Regions from separate parts of the Homo sapiens genome. Here region 2 is linked to region 1. Evidence: chromatin contacts called from ENCODE Hi-C or POLR2A ChIA-PET data. All regions are on one chromosome and are shown on one strand. The core of a region is the stretch at or near the end of the contact, and the rest is flanking DNA. Distances in the headings are between cores, read along the strand shown.

The links. Hi-C counts contacts between places; a loop is a spot of excess contacts on that map. ChIA-PET counts read pairs that join two places held with the same protein, here RNA polymerase II (POLR2A). Pooled maps may share reads with other maps.
Region 2: a loop to region 1 is called in a map of mammary epithelial cell, with 4 times the contacts of the local background. The contact joins two enhancer-like sites. A Hi-C loop is called at or near these places in 3 of 168 maps with a recorded cell type or tissue (HCT116, IMR-90 and mammary epithelial cell) and 1 of 50 pooled maps. POLR2A ChIA-PET finds 5 or more read pairs at or near these places in 4 of 52 experiments (AG04449, AG04450, BJ and 1 more).

What each region holds. Positions count from the first base shown.
Region 1 is chrX:45,706,921-45,714,581 of GRCh38, forward strand. No RefSeq gene overlaps it. Among named protein-coding and RNA genes, the nearest start is that of MIR221, 36 kb to the right of the region's middle. RefSeq lists an enhancer at 3,202-3,301. Within about 2 kb of position 3,596, at least 6 of the 41 ENCODE cell types and tissues checked have a DNase peak (open chromatin) inside an H3K27ac peak, as active enhancers do; they include HCT116 and mammary epithelial cell, where a contact is called at or near this core.
Region 2 is chrX:45,666,442-45,674,102 of GRCh38, forward strand. No RefSeq gene overlaps it. Among named protein-coding and RNA genes, the nearest start is that of MIR221, 76 kb to the right of the region's middle. Within about 2 kb of position 2,755, at least 3 of the 41 ENCODE cell types and tissues checked have a DNase peak (open chromatin) inside an H3K27ac peak, as active enhancers do; they include HCT116 and mammary epithelial cell, where a contact is called at or near this core.

The sequences.
Region 1 (7,661 bases), core at 2,346-4,845:
GAAGATATACAAATGGCCAATAAGCACGTGAAAAGATACTGAATATCACTAATCATTATGGAAATGCAAATCAAAACCACAATGAAATACCACTTCAAATCCATTAGGATGGCTACTACAGAAAAAAAAAAGAATAGCAAATGTTTGCGACTATATGGAGAAATTGGAACTCTTGCACATTGCCCATGGGATGTAAAATGGTGGAGCCACTGTGGAAAACAGTGTTGCAGTTTCCCAAAAATTTAAGCAGAATTATCATATGATCTAACAATTCTACTTCTAGGTGTCTACCCAAAAAAGTTAAAAACAGGGACTTGAACAGATATTTCCACACCAATATTCATAGCAGCATTATCTGTTTTTGTTTTTGTTTTTGTTTTGAGACGGAGTCTCACACTGTTGCCCAGGCTGGAGTGCAGTGGTACGATCTTGGCTCACTGCAACCTCTATCTCCTGGATTCAAGCGATTCTCCTGCCTCAGCCTTCTAGCTGGGACTAGAGGCGCACACCACCACACCCAGCTAATTTTTAAAAAATATTTTTGGTAGAGACGGGCTTTCAACACATTGGCCAGGCTGGTCTTGAACTTCTGAACTCAAGTGATCTGCCCACCTCGGCCTCCCAAAGTGCTGAGATTACAGGCCTGAGCCACCGTGCATGGCCTTCATAGCAGCATTATTTACAATAGACAAAAGGTGGGAACAACCCAAATGGATAAACAAAAATGTGGTATATACATACAATGGAATATTGTTTACCCTTAAAAAGAAATGAAATTCTAATACATGGATGAAGCTTAAAGATATTATGCTAAGTGAAATAAGCCAGATACAAAAGGACAAATACTGTATGATTCTACTCATATGATTATATTCATATGAGCACAGTCAAATTCATAGAGACAAAGTAAAATAGAGAATACCAGAGGCTGGGAGGAGTGGGGAAGAGGGAATTAATGTTTAATGGGCACAGAGTTTCTGTTTGGGTTGACGAAAAAGTTGTGGAGATAGATGGTAGTGATGGCTGCACAACAATGTGAATATATTTTTACATTGTGAATGCCACTGAATGATACATTTACAAATGGTTGAACTGGTAAATTGTATGTTATGTATGTTTTGCCACAATTAAAAACTTATCAAGAGTAGTTTTACAGTATGGAGATTTCTCAAAAGCTAAAAATAAAACTACTATTCTATCCAGCAATCCTACCCTTGGAATAACTACCCAGCCCCCTAAAAAAAAATCAATCTTTCAAAGAAATACCTGCACTCACATGTTTATTGCAGCAGTATTTACAATAGCAAAAATATGAGATTCAACTAAATGCCCTTCAGTGGTAAACTGGATGAAGGAAATGTGGTATACATACACAATGGAATATTATTTGGCCATAAAAAATGAAATCCCGTCATTTGCAGCAACATGGATGGAACTGGAGGTCATTATATTAAGTGAAATAAGCAAGGCACACAAAGACAAATATCACATGTTCTCACTTATATGTGGGAGCTAAAAAATCTGATCACGTGGAGGTAGAGGGTGGGAAGTTAGAGAATAGAGACTGGAACTGGAGGGGAGGGGGGAATGAAGAAAAGTTGGTTAATGTGTACAAATATACAGTTAGATAGAAGGAATAAATTCAGTGTTTGCTAGCAGAGTAAGGTGACTATAGTTAAACAAAAATTTGTTGTACCCAGGAGATGGACACCCTAAATACCCTGACTGATCATTACACATGATATACACATAACAAAATTTTCCATGTATAGCATAAATTTGTACAAACTACAAAAAGAGTAGTTTGAACAGTGCTTGCTTCTTTCTTCTCTTCATAAAACCTACAATGCAGAGAGAACATTTTTTAATATTTCTTGGTGAATAGCCATCCTCCTTTCTAAGTTTATTGGATCAGCTTCCAATATTTGTCCCTTGCATTTTCAATGTCATGAAATATCTCTGAGAGCTCTTTTAATGTGAAGTTTTTCACAAGTGTTCCTTCCTCTGGGATATATTCATCTCTTTCATCACAATCACTTTTTCATTTGTGTTCATAAGTTTGCTCTCACTAAGTTTCTCTGGCTGCATATCAAGAGCCTCTCAAAGAGCAGCAGTGTGTCCACATTGCCATGGTCAACTATTTCTTCTACAACTCCATTTACCTTTTATTAGAAGCCCATAAAGTTACTTGCATGGCATAGGAAAAGTTCCTTCCATACTGCGGGCATACTACTTGTTGTTACTTCCTGCCATGATGCTTGAATGTGTTCAAGTACGTCCCTTATGTCATATTTCTTTCAAAACTCAGCTAAAAAAATGGCATGATTTCTAGTTAGAGCATTCCTAGTCTGTCTGAAAGTACATCTAATAGGCTTTCAAATTTGAAATAACTGCGTGGTCCATTGGATGGATTAATGAGGTTGTGTTGGGTGTAAAAAGCAAATTTTCACATTTCCATTTAAGAGAATCAGGTTGACCTGGAGTGTTATCCAACAGTAGTAGTACTTTAGAAGTTCAATTATTTTGCCTAAAGTATCTCTCTACCACTGGGAGACAAAGAGGCAACACAGCTACAGGCTTTGCTTTCCTTGTGTGAACTGAGTAACAGATGCACAGTGACCAATCACTGAATGATTTTGAAAGAAGTAATGCGATTGGTCACTGATTATGATGAACATTTGTCACTTACATAGCCATTTGTGGCCTGGAGAGCTAGCAGTGAAATTTGCAGCAGTTACTCACAATTAATATGCTGTGGTGACTAAAATTTGAACTGTTTTGTTGGGAACCTGGTGTTAAATAAACCATGGTAATCAAAATTCATGCATATCAAAACAATGCAAAGTGAGAATTATCTGCATTATGTATTTCTTTGCTTATTATGTTTCCCCTATGAGAATGTAAGCTACATGGGATGCAGACTTAGCCTATTTTGTTTACAGTGATATTCACAATGCCTAGAACAAAGTGTAGCACATAGTAGGGGCTCAATAAATACTCGTAGACAAGAAGAAAGGAAAAGAAAGAGAATGGAAGACAGGAAGGAAGAGAGACAGATGTAAAAATTATCTAGCTAGATCAACTTTCGCGTGAAGATGGTGCCCAGAGAAATGAAATCACTTTCCCAAAGGTACCCTGCACTTCAAGACTTCTGATTTGGGGTTTGAAATGTACCCTCTAACCCACATTGTTCCTCTCTCTCTCTCTCCCTGTCCATGCCTTTCAGTTTATGCATTCACATGAAGATGTGAGTAATAAAGTGGTAGAGGCCTTAATCACTTGACCTTTGAGGAAGGATAAGAGCTTTACTCCAGAAGGCCACAGCCCTGTGGTGGTGATGGTGGGGGTGACATTAGGGCCTTCCCAGACTCCCTAGTATCAGACCACAGAGGCTGCTAATTCTTAGTTTATGTCAAGCTATTTGCATTTTCTTTCCTAAATGTCCTTGTGTGGTGCTACTGTCAGAGTGTACAGGATGCTGGGGTTTTTCTGCTTGTAACTCACTGCCCTGAAGTTGGGTTTCTAATTTACTCAAGGGGCTCCAGTGTCTCAGAGCAGATGGGGCAGCCTGGCCAACGGGGAGAGGAAAAGGCTGATCGGATGAAGAACTTCTGTTTCTGTGACTAAGGACTTAGTCAGCTACCTGGTTTAGGATGTACTATTTGTCAGTAAGTGGATCAGGAGGAAGCAGCACTCATTCTGGCTAGAGTAATGGTTTTCAGTGCATTTTTTACTCATGAAATTCAAAAAGAACAGGGTGCCAGTTCAACCTTGTGGTTGAGGTTATGAATGAGAAAGGAAGCTTAAATTACCCAGAGAGGCTGTCCCCTTAGTCACAGTTTCAGAGCATTCCAGACTCCTGTGTCAATTAAACCATATTGAACTTCAATAAAATACCAAAAAGGCAAATAATGGTCTTTTTGGAGAGCTCCCTTTTGCCCTACCCTTTTGATTGCGCTCTGTCTCTCTCCCCCATCTCTCCACCTCCTCTCTCCTTTCTCCCTCCCTCTCTCCCTCTCTCTCTTTCCTTTTTTCTTTCTTTCTTTCTTTTCTCTCTCTCTCTCCCTCCTTTCTTTCTTTCTTTCTTTCTTTCTTTCTTTCTTTCTTTCTTTCTTTCTTTCTTTCCATTCTTTCCATTCTTTCTTTTCTTCCTTCCTTTCCTTTTGTGGAAAAAGTAGCCGTTCTTTATAAGAATAAAATCACGTAAGTAATTAATTGGAAATGACCTTAGCTGATCTAAAGATTCTAAATCCAAGCTCTGTGTAAACAACTGATATATGTTTTCTTTCATTTTCAGATCCTTTGCCTTTTCACTTTCTCCCTCCATCTTCCTCCCTCTCTCTTGTACCCTCAGATCGCCACGCTTTGGACCTCCCACGAATGGTTTGAACCTGAGGCATGAATTGAGCTTGACTCCCTTGAGGGAGAGTTGCGAGAGGTCAGTGGTGCCTGAACCTTTTCTTGTTAGATACTCTTACAGAAGTTTTGATGAAAAGAATGAGTTGGCCAGAATTAGTCTTGGTTTGGTACATTTCCAATATCTGTGCTTTTCCTGGTTGTCATTAGCATAAATATTTGAGAGTCAACACTGAAAGAATTTGAAAAACGTATTGACTGAAGATTTTTGTCACAAACACTCCATTTCAACTGGCATCTTTCACTCTTTGAAAGGTCTCTCATTTTAAATACCACTTTCTTCTTTTGTCCTATTGAATTTCAATTATGTGCAAAGCCTTTTGGGGAGACACAAAGATGGATAGGACACAGTTCTTACCCTTACTACCAAAAACCATGCAGGGAGATAAGAGTCAGGTTGGCAAAAAGCTAAACAAACACAAGGCTAAACTAATAGTTAAAAAACTCAAAACAAGAAAGGGTCCATGGAGGCCCTGTTTAATTTTCAGTTTACCTCTACAGGCAGAAAATATCAAAGGAGGTCTGAGGAAAAAGGAATGCCTTGGGGGTTGTGGTAAGGCCAGGATGGAAAGAGGAGTTCAGATCAGAGATGCGTCTGGAAAAATTTGGAAGGCAGAGTTGCAGGGGAAGGTATTTTAGGGGGAAATTATTTGGGCAAACAGGGCCACCATGTGCAGTTGTGCAGGTTGTGCAGGCTATGCAATATACAACTATAGGGGTTGCCATTCACATCAAAATCTCTGTGTAGAAAACAATCTCTGTGGCCACTGGTGGCAACCCTGGGACAAAAGTCTAAGAGATATACAGTGCAAAGCCTCCGTGGACATAAGAAGTAGACTTGTTACCATGATGTAAGCCCTGAGAGGGCAGGGACTGAGCCTTATCTTTGGATCTTCAGAGCTTTGCAGTGTCTGGCACATATTAGGTATATGAGACATGTTTCCCAAATAAATGAACTCAATCTTGCCCAATCCCCACCAGCTGGTTGTATGAATGAGGGTGAGGTCACAGAATGGGGATAACTCAGATTTCTTTGACAACTCTGGATAATGTTGGGCCTCAGCACCAAAAGTGGCCCCCTCCCAAATCATTCTAGTTACTTCCAGGATCTTACAGAGAGTTTAATCTGTGTTTCCGTACTGTACTCTCTTTTTCTTCCATTCTGGTCTTTATCCAATGTTTTGAGAGGGACAGCACTTCAGTCATGCCCACTCTGCAGACCACCACCTTCTCTGTGAGTACAGTGTACCTTCCTAGGTGCTTTTCTCCGTGTCCGCAAAGCTGCTACAATGGAGACCATGATGGTGTCATGGTCCCTTCTGACCTCTGGGATTGAAGCCTTATTGATACTACAGAGAACTGTGGAGAATGGCCTTTTGCCCTCCATGGTCATACACATGGAAATGAGGCTGTGTCATGTTTCTCATGTCTGATACAGCCCTCCTTAAAACAATGTCTTCAGCTTCTTCCTGCCTCAACACTGAGCAAAAGATGAACACTATGCAGCTCTTTCTACCCTCCACCCCTATGTTTCTACTTTTGCAAAAGGAAACACAATGAAAAGCATGGGGCGTGTATGGGAACATGGAATATTTTAGTTTGGATGAAGCAAGAGGTATATACAAGTGAGAGTGGGCAAAAGCTGGCCCCAGTGGAGACTGAGTCAAACAGTGAGGATGGATGCATGCAAACCCATAAACACTAGTGGAAAATCATCTAAAAGCTATTTGAGGGGGAGCCACATTTTTAAGTATGAAGAAAAATATTATTATGACTGATGCTATGAACTTAGTGTGGCCCCACCAAAATCATACATTGAAGCCCTACTCCCCAGTGGGATGGTATTTGGAAGAGGGGTCTTTGGGAGGTAATTAGGTATTGGGGGGGGGTGGAGCCCTTGTGAATGGGATTAGTGCCCGTATAAGACGAGATATGAAATTGAGATCCCTCTCTTAACCATCTGAAGATACAATAAGAAGGTAGTCTTCTGCAACCCAGGAAGAGAGCCCTAACCAGAACCCATCCACGCTGGCACCCTGATATTGGACTTTCAGCCTTGAGAAGTGTGAGAAAGTAAGTGTTTGTTGTTTAAGCCACCCAGTCTGTGGTATTCTGTTATAGCAGTTCAAGTTGACTAAGACAGCTGGTTAAAGATATAACAAAAGTCTAAGCAGAATCGGACAGTGGAGTTACACAAACCTAGGTTTGGGTCTCAGTGACCTTGGTTAAATCATTTAACCTCAGGGACTCTTAGTTTCCTTATCTGTAAAATAGTCATACTACCCATCTCTCAGGTTCTTTTATAAGAATAGTGCTTATGAAATGCTTAGTACAAAACCTGGCACATAGTAAATATCCAATAAAATGGCCACCAAAAACTAGTGTATTGTAAGGCATTCTCACTTCTAAGGTAATGTTTCATCAGGCCGTATAATAAGTAAGCAAAACTGTAGATTAGGTAGTTTTTTTGGGCTCCTTGCATTCTCTTTTCCCAACCAATGGCCCAGAAATTAACTAGGGAGTCAATATGATCAATTAATCCACAGCCTGGTGGCAACACCTTTTTTTTCTTCCATAAATTCCAAAAAGTGGGAAAGTAGAGAATGACTGGTAGTAGAAGTTCAGGGATCAGTAGAGGTTTGGAACAAGGGTGGTGGTCTTTTGAGTGTGAGCTTCTTCTCCCTAACCCTTCATACCACATCCTTAAGGTGATTCGTTGTTCCACACAGTGAATTTTGGATACAAAAGACTCAAGGCTTTTACTCCATTGAGCATTCTGTGCATTTCAGTCAAAGGATTCATTGCAGAAGCCTCGCACTGGACATCTGTAGACATAACCTGTAGTTGCCCATCCACCATTGTTTTCAGGCACTCATTTCCCAGAAGACAGAAAGCCCCAACTTCCAGGACAGGCTCCACTTGCCAAGAATTTCTAAACTCTTTGAAGATCAGCTTCTACCTTATCAGGTACCTTCCAAATATTCTCAGATGGATGACAACAGTCTCTCCTCTCAGGGTTGTGTTTGCAAGTCTAGAAGTTTCTGAAGAATAGTAACTGAAGAGTTACTATTGCATATTTTCATTGCCATCAACAACTTCCAGTGATATAAAGAAGAAACTTTTAAAGCATGTGATGGCAAATCCTGACCATTTTGTAATCTGTGTTGTATTTAAGAATCATTCATTCCAGGTAGCACTAAATCAAGAAGTTTCTTCATGCTGTCTACTTCTATGAAAGACACAAA
Region 2 (7,661 bases), core at 1,505-4,004, 41 kb before region 1:
AAGCCACCCACTCAACTTCAAATTTTTAAAAACTTGGAATTGCACGTCTCTTTTCTGTTGCCACCTAAACAAAACTCAGCACACACCACATTTTTCTTTGGAGAAAACAATAACCCTCTGAGAATAAGGAAATGAAGCTTCTCCCTCCCATGAAGACCCAAGTAAAACAGAAGAATTATGGCTGTTAGAATATAATATATAAAATCATTGAGACATGCAAGCACCATACTTCTCTATATATAAGATTTAAGTCATTTCCAGTTAAGGTGAAAGTTCTACCTGGACTTGAACAGAGGCTGAAGATCTGCTCAACTTTTCCTACTCACTGCTAAATTCCCAGCACATGTCAAACAAACTCTGATTAAACAGAGTTCCCAATACGGCACATGTGAAATGAAGGGTATTTGCAGTGGGACAAATTGCTGGATCACTGAGATCAAGCACTGAGCCAAAGTGCTTATTACCAAGCACACGTGGTAATAAGCAAAAGAATGGGAGCAGTATTTGAAATCTTATGTCAAAAAGTACAAAAAGAACTATCCAAAATATAACTAGGGTTCTAGCTGCTCTATTATCAACCAAGTGCAAGGGAAAATAGAGAGCAGGGTAGATATATTATGCACTTACTGTGAAAAGAAAGCAGGCAGAATTAGCAAGGCTTAACATCTTATCTAGTTACTGTGAATTTTCAGTTAAAGCTTTCAAAAATTAATATAGATGAAAGCCTTCTTTGCCCATTGTATCAGGGGTACTATCCCTGATATCTGGGCCTGAAATCTGACTCCAAGATGTTTTATCTGTGTTATCTTTGGCAAATTACTTAATCTCTTTGGTCTCTGTTTCTTCATTTGTAGAAAGGGAATAATAATGATAACCAATTTTAACATTGTTGTAGGGATTAAATGAGATATCGTATTGGAAGAGCTTAGCATAGTGCCCATTATAAAGTTCAATGACTGCTATGATTATGATTACGAGTATGATTTTTACAATGCAAATGTTAGTTTTGATGGCTTTTCAAATGTGGCCTTGGCCAGAGAATCATCACGAACAGTTAGGATCAGCAGAGGGAGTCAGTTTCCCCGTGAGTGGGCATTGGGAGGACCAGGTTAGATGAGGGGATGATATTTATAAAAGTGGGTGAAGTCCTGTGAATTTTATGGGCTTATTGCCTTTTCTGTGGGCCTGGACAGTTTTCAATCCCTTTTGCAAATTGTGGTGGTAAAAGTAGCTAGCTGCCAACTCCCTCTGGCCCTCACCACCTTTATTATGATTGAAGCAGGCCAGGTGTGGTGGGTCACGCTTGTAATCCCAGTGCTTTGGGAGGCCAAGGCAGGATCACTTGAAGCCAGGAGTTTGAGCTCTGCATGGGGAACAAAGCAAGATCCTGTCTCTACAAAACATTTGAAAATTAGCCAGGCATGGTGACTCATGCCTGTAGTCCTAGCTACTTTGGAGGCTGAGGCAGGAAGATCACTTGAGCCTGGGAGTTGGAGGCTGCAGTGAACTGTAATTGTGCCACTGCACTCTGGTCTGGGTAGAGACCTTGTTTCATAAAAAAAAAAAAAAAAAAAATCATGATCAAGGCAAAGGTCTGAATCTTGATAGGAACATTGCTTTATCAGACTGCAGAGTCCTGCCCACAAAGCTAAGGCACATTTTATTTTACGGAGTCCTGCTCACAAAGCTAAGGCACATTTTATTTTACAGAGGCCTTATTTTTGTCAAATGTTTTCCAGCCTTGAGATATGGAGGCTGATGTATTTGTTGACTCCTTTCTTGAAGGAAAATAGGAAAATGGAAATTCAGCCTCCATGCCTCTTCACAGCCTCCACCTCTAGGGATGATGCCCCTCTCATGAGCAGAAGAGACCTTCATCTACTTCAGGAGTCTCAAACTCAAATGACTATAGTGGCACAGGAATAAGTGAAATAAGCCAGGAGATTGGTAAGCCTCGCGATGATGTAAGAGCTTGACCCTCTTTAGAGGGAAGCTCTGGCCAGTCGCTTTCATTGAAAAATATAGATCCTGTGGTGTTATATAATCCAATTTGCGGAGAAAACCTACAAATCTAGATTTTTAGATTGAATCTCCTAATTTCTAACTGCTGGCAAATATTCAAGTTTTTAAAAACACCACATGAGCCCAAGGAACAAATATTTCTATTTGTCAGACATGGACCAAGGATTGCCAAATCGTGACACTTCTCTACGTGGTACAATTTCAGGTTCCTGGGGAGGTTCCTTCTGACCCCAAACATGTCCCCTACCTTCTGCTACTCCTCTAGAAGTTTAGCAATCTTTCCGATGTCTAAGGCCTCTCCTTCAAGACACAAAATCCCCCTTGTGGGGAGCATATTGAGCACTCATCACTCATTCGCTGCTTAGACTATGTTAGTTCACCACATCCACTTGGGGAATGCAGGAAAGGCGAAGTTGTAGAGGTGGGTGGGAGTTGGGAGTCCAGTGGTATGAACACCCAGAATTCTTTCCTCTGATACTCACTAGCTATTGTAACCACAAGGAAATCACTTATTTGGCATTCACTTTAATTGTGAAAAGGGGCTATATAATTACTACTTCATGGAATTGTGGCAATAATCTAGTGGAATAACATATAATGAATGCCCAGCATCATGTAGACTGCCCTTAATATAAGTTTAATCTGGGCAAGAAGAAGGAATGATGTTCTGGTGCTCCAGGGAAGTTGTAAAGTTGGGGTGTGGTCACAGAGGACCTCTTAGAAGAGGGGTGAAAAGGGTGGGAAGGCAGGAGGGAGCTGTGAGCAGTCAGTGTATCATTCTCTGGCTAGCAGCCCAGCTAGTACAAGGAGATAATGTACTAAGGGAGAAACAGTCACTACAATAATAAGCCACGAATGCAGCCTGTTATACTGACCTGCATTCGAAGCTTACACAAGTCTAACTCATCCTTCCAACATTTTTGGCCACTATAGACTCTCGATACTGTTTCTTTGACTTCTTTACTCAAATCAATATTCCATACCTATATTTCTTACTTGTGTAACACATAAGTGAATTGTAAGCCAAATCCTTTGCTTTATGGAAAAAAATAAAAACAACAAAACCTCTTAATGTTTTATGCTGCACATAACTCAGGAGACATCAAAGAGAAGAAATTTTGATCAGAATGAAACCATGTTGGGATGTATATGGCCAGGACAGGATTGTAGAGTTGGGGAAGGGATGGGAGATGGACACAAAGCTCCATCAATAAGACAAAGGAAAATGACAAGTGAACTGCGTGTTATAAAATCACACAACTGCAGGTTGACTTTGTAAAAATGCCCTCATGCCTATAACGAAGATATCACAAAAAGGCACAAGAAATCATGGGCCATGTACCAAAAACACATTTCCAGATCTTAGTTTCTATCCCGTGCCATTGTTTAGCTTATTCCAGCAACAGGAGCCTGCAGACTTGTCTGTTTTAATAGTTCACAAAGAAGGAGACTGGATGTTATCCAGGAGGCAGACCACAGGGAGACATGGTTCCCAGTTGAGTACTGAAATTCCCACCCGCGCCCCCATAAAAACACACACAAATGTGACTGTGCATGTGTATACATATTTATGCGTAGAGCCAAAGTGCTTTGAATTTGTATTACTATAGCTGACAAATCAAAGATGGGCCAAATCTCCACACTCTGTGTGTTTTATGTGGTTGGTCTCTTGTCTGAGGCAAAAGATCAGGCAGGATGTTAACCAGGGGTCCAGATGTGGCTTTTCAGAAAAACACATTCCTTAGCTTGGCTTCTGTATGTCTTAGTTGCCAAGATCCACTCTTCTGTGTTCAACCCAGCCTCACTGCACCAACCCCTCCCCTGCCTCATCTCAAATGGCCACCACAGTGGCTGGCTTTTATGCTGGAGCAGAAAAAATGAAAGCCTTGAGAATATGTACTCTGCTCCACAGGTAACTGGAGAAGACATGTCAAATGCAATCCACATCTATATGTCAATTTCTCTCCATATGTAAGTTATTTTTGCAGAAAATATTGTCTAAAGAACTCTCATCACTGCATTTGTGCAAACATGGCCATAATTCCTGAGGTTTGGATCTCTGATACAACAGGTGTTGTATTCAGTTTGATTGTCTACAATCTCAGATGATAAAACTGGCCACACTATTAAGGGTCTACCTTAATTTTATTAAATTCAAGTAATGCTTTGTTTGGAAATTTCAAAATTGAAAACAAATACAGGCTGACCCTTTAAGAAACCTGATTCAATCTGTCACAAAGCCCAGAAATCTGTATTTTATAACAAGCGAATTGGGTGTTTCTGACGCAAAGAGTTCCCTGAGCTTACTTTGGGAAACACAGCTCTGTTCCTTTATATCAGCAGTTCTCAAATATTTGGAGCCCAGAATTTTTTTGCACATTCAAAAATTATTGAGGATCCTAACAAGCTTTGGTTAATGTAGGTTATATTTATTGATACTTGCCATATTAAAATTAAATTTGAAAAATATTAATCTATAAATTAATTTTGAAATAATAATAAACTTATTATAAGTTAAATATTTTATGAAAAATTGCTATTTTTTTCTGAAGCAAAAGAATTAGTGAGAAGAATAACATTATTTTACATTTTCAAATATCTTTACTGTCTGGATTAATAAAAGACAGCTGGGGCCAGGTGCAGTGACTCATGCCTGTAATCTCAGCACTTTGGGAGGCCGAGGTGGGCAGATCACAAGGTCAGGAGTTTGAAACTAGCCTGGCCAACATAGTGAAACCACGTCTCTACTAAAAATACAAAAATTAGCTGGGCATGGTGGTGCGTGCCTGTAGTCCCAGCTACTCAGGAGGCTGAAGCAGGAGAATCGCATGAACTTGGGAGTCAGAGGTTGTGATGAGCCGAGAGCGCGCCACTGCACTCCAGCCTGGGCAACAGAGTGAGACTCCATCTCAAAAAATAAATAAATAAAAATAGAAGACACCTGGATTCTCATATCTGCCTCTAAATTCTAGCTGTTGCAATATGTTGTCTTGATCAAAGTATATATGTAAAAAATATCCAGCTTACACAAACGTGTAGTTGGATAAAGGAGGGGGTATTTTAGTAGCCTTTTTAGATAATTGTGAATATTCTTTGAAACTATACCAAAATGCGAGTGGTAGCTGCATAAAGGTTACTTGCAACATAGATCTGAGACCATATCAATGAGCATTTCATCATCTGTTACATTAAAATTCATTGTTCTATTTTGTACTTGAAATATGTATTTTTTTACTCACGAATGATTTTATAAAACTATGAATTGGTCATGTGGAAAATATTGGTTCACCAAGTTATGCAGATATCTCAAATGTTGACATTTTATTATATACATTTTTGAATCATATTTGTTAATATAAACAACAATCTCATCAGAAAATGTCTTTACATATTGGGAAGCTGACAAGCTCATGGGGGCAGATATAAGCTTTCCAAAATTCCAATTTTTTTCTTGAAAGCTGGAATTTTATCTTTGGCAACGCATATTGCCAGTTGTTTTCCTTGAAATAACAAGCTCACTTTGTTCATTTTCAAGAAAATATCTGCCAAATACCCAAGTCTGAACAACCATGATTTATCTATCAGTCATTCATTCAAGTGAAAATGGTTGTCCATGAAAAAACTCAATTGCACATGTACTTTTCCTTGAGACAACAATTGAGCTTGAGTACATAGTAGAAGTGCCTTATGCATACTTTCCACTTTGCCATACAGAATATTAAAATAAAATAAAGTAAAATAAAATAAGAATGTGTAGGCTCAGAGTTTTCTTGCATTAATTCAAGCTCATGTTTGAGAATCCTGAAGCACTGGTCGCTCCTGATACCTCTGGTCAGATGAAAGTCCAATGTCTACTGGGGATTAGGACTATAGCATATGAATTTGGTGGGAAAGGACACAATTCACTCCACAATAGAAGCATTCTATGATTTGCTGTCTAGGGATAAATTATAAAAATTCACCTCAAAAGAAATTGTCTAGGTTATACGTGGCTCACCCCATTTTAGAAGAAACTATCAAAATCTGGAGAAACACTGTCAACAACAACAGAAAATACACACCGATAAAGAACACCTTCTCACAACAGTGGCCAAATTCAGTAGGGACTCAAGTCTAATTTGGTGGGCCTTATGTTAATTAACTTGGTTTAATTATTCTGCAATGTATACAAATATTGAAACATCACATTGGGAGGGCAGACAAGATGCTGACTAGAGGCAGCCAGGAAGATCATCCCCAACAAAGAGCCTGGGACATTGGGAACACTGGCACACTCCAAGCAGATCTTCAGAAGGAAGGCATCAAAAGTGGATGGAGGGAGAACTCAGTTGCTGGGCTGAAGCAGGAGGAAGCTAGGAACCCTGCATGGTGCTATGAAGCACCGGGATTTGTTCCTGGCCCACAGTGACTCCTGGGGAAGGGGTGAGTTGAACAAGTGAGCAGTGGCCCACTCTTGTCACAAACCTCTGGAATCCTGGCAGCAGGAGACCCCACAACCCCCATGGACACTTGAGCTGGCAGCAAAAGCTCCTTAAAGAGGTGATAGGGGCAGGATTCTAGCCTGTTCAGAGCCCAGAGAGTTTAGTGCTGGAATGTCTGTGATGGAGCATGGCCAGAGATACCCCTCCCCCAAGGCTTGCCACACTCCTTCCGGAGACTTTATGCTTAGGGTGATTGTCAGATCTGGACAGAGCAGGGTGGTCTTGCCCATGCAATGGGGCCAGTCCAATCTAAGTGCCTCCTGTCTTCGGACCTCTGCCAGGGCCCCAGCCTGGCCATGCCTGCTTGCAGTGCAGCAGATGCCCAACCAGGATGCTTCTGGGGGGCCATCATCATAGCTTCTTTGCTGGCAAACCACACCTGACCATCAGAGAACCCCAGAAGATATCCAACTCCATTGATGTCCACCACTCCACACACCGTAGCCTCCCCCAACCACTGTGCTGGCCAATAAGTGTCCCCCAACTGCTTTGCCAGCATGCAGAGGCAGGTGGCCCTCACCTGCCCTCCCTTGTGAGCGTGCGTGTGCATACACACCCCACCACACCACTGCTGCCAGCGTGAGTGAACCCACTGCCTGTCACACCTTGCTGCTGATGCACAAACACCTGCCTGCATCATCATCATTGGCGCAAACACATGCATAGATACTGGCAACCATGCCCCACCATGCCACTGCCAGTGCAAACACCCAGGGATGCTGGCATTGCCACCCCCCGCATGTTGCCACTGCCATGGCCAGTGCAAATGTGTGCATAGATGCCAGTGGTCCCACTGCCCACCAACACACCACCACCACCACTGCTACCATGGGTTTGAGCATGCAGAGGAATGCAGAAGCCCCACTCCCACTAGTACGCTGCCCCAACTGATGCACATGCATCCTGCTGTGCTGCCACAACTGCTGGCACTCATGAGCCACTACCCTTATGAAGCACTTTGGCTGGTACCACTCATTGAATCGTTGTGGCCAGTGGACCAGGAATACCTCAGCCCCTCCACAGGTTCCTAACTTCTAGGAGCTAGAGAACAAAGCTAGGGGTCCAGTACTAGGCCCCCAGAATTACAGTATGCAGCCCAGGAGTACTGAGCTGAGCATTGTCCCCCTAAAATCTTCCAGAAATGAAGCCAGTTGACTA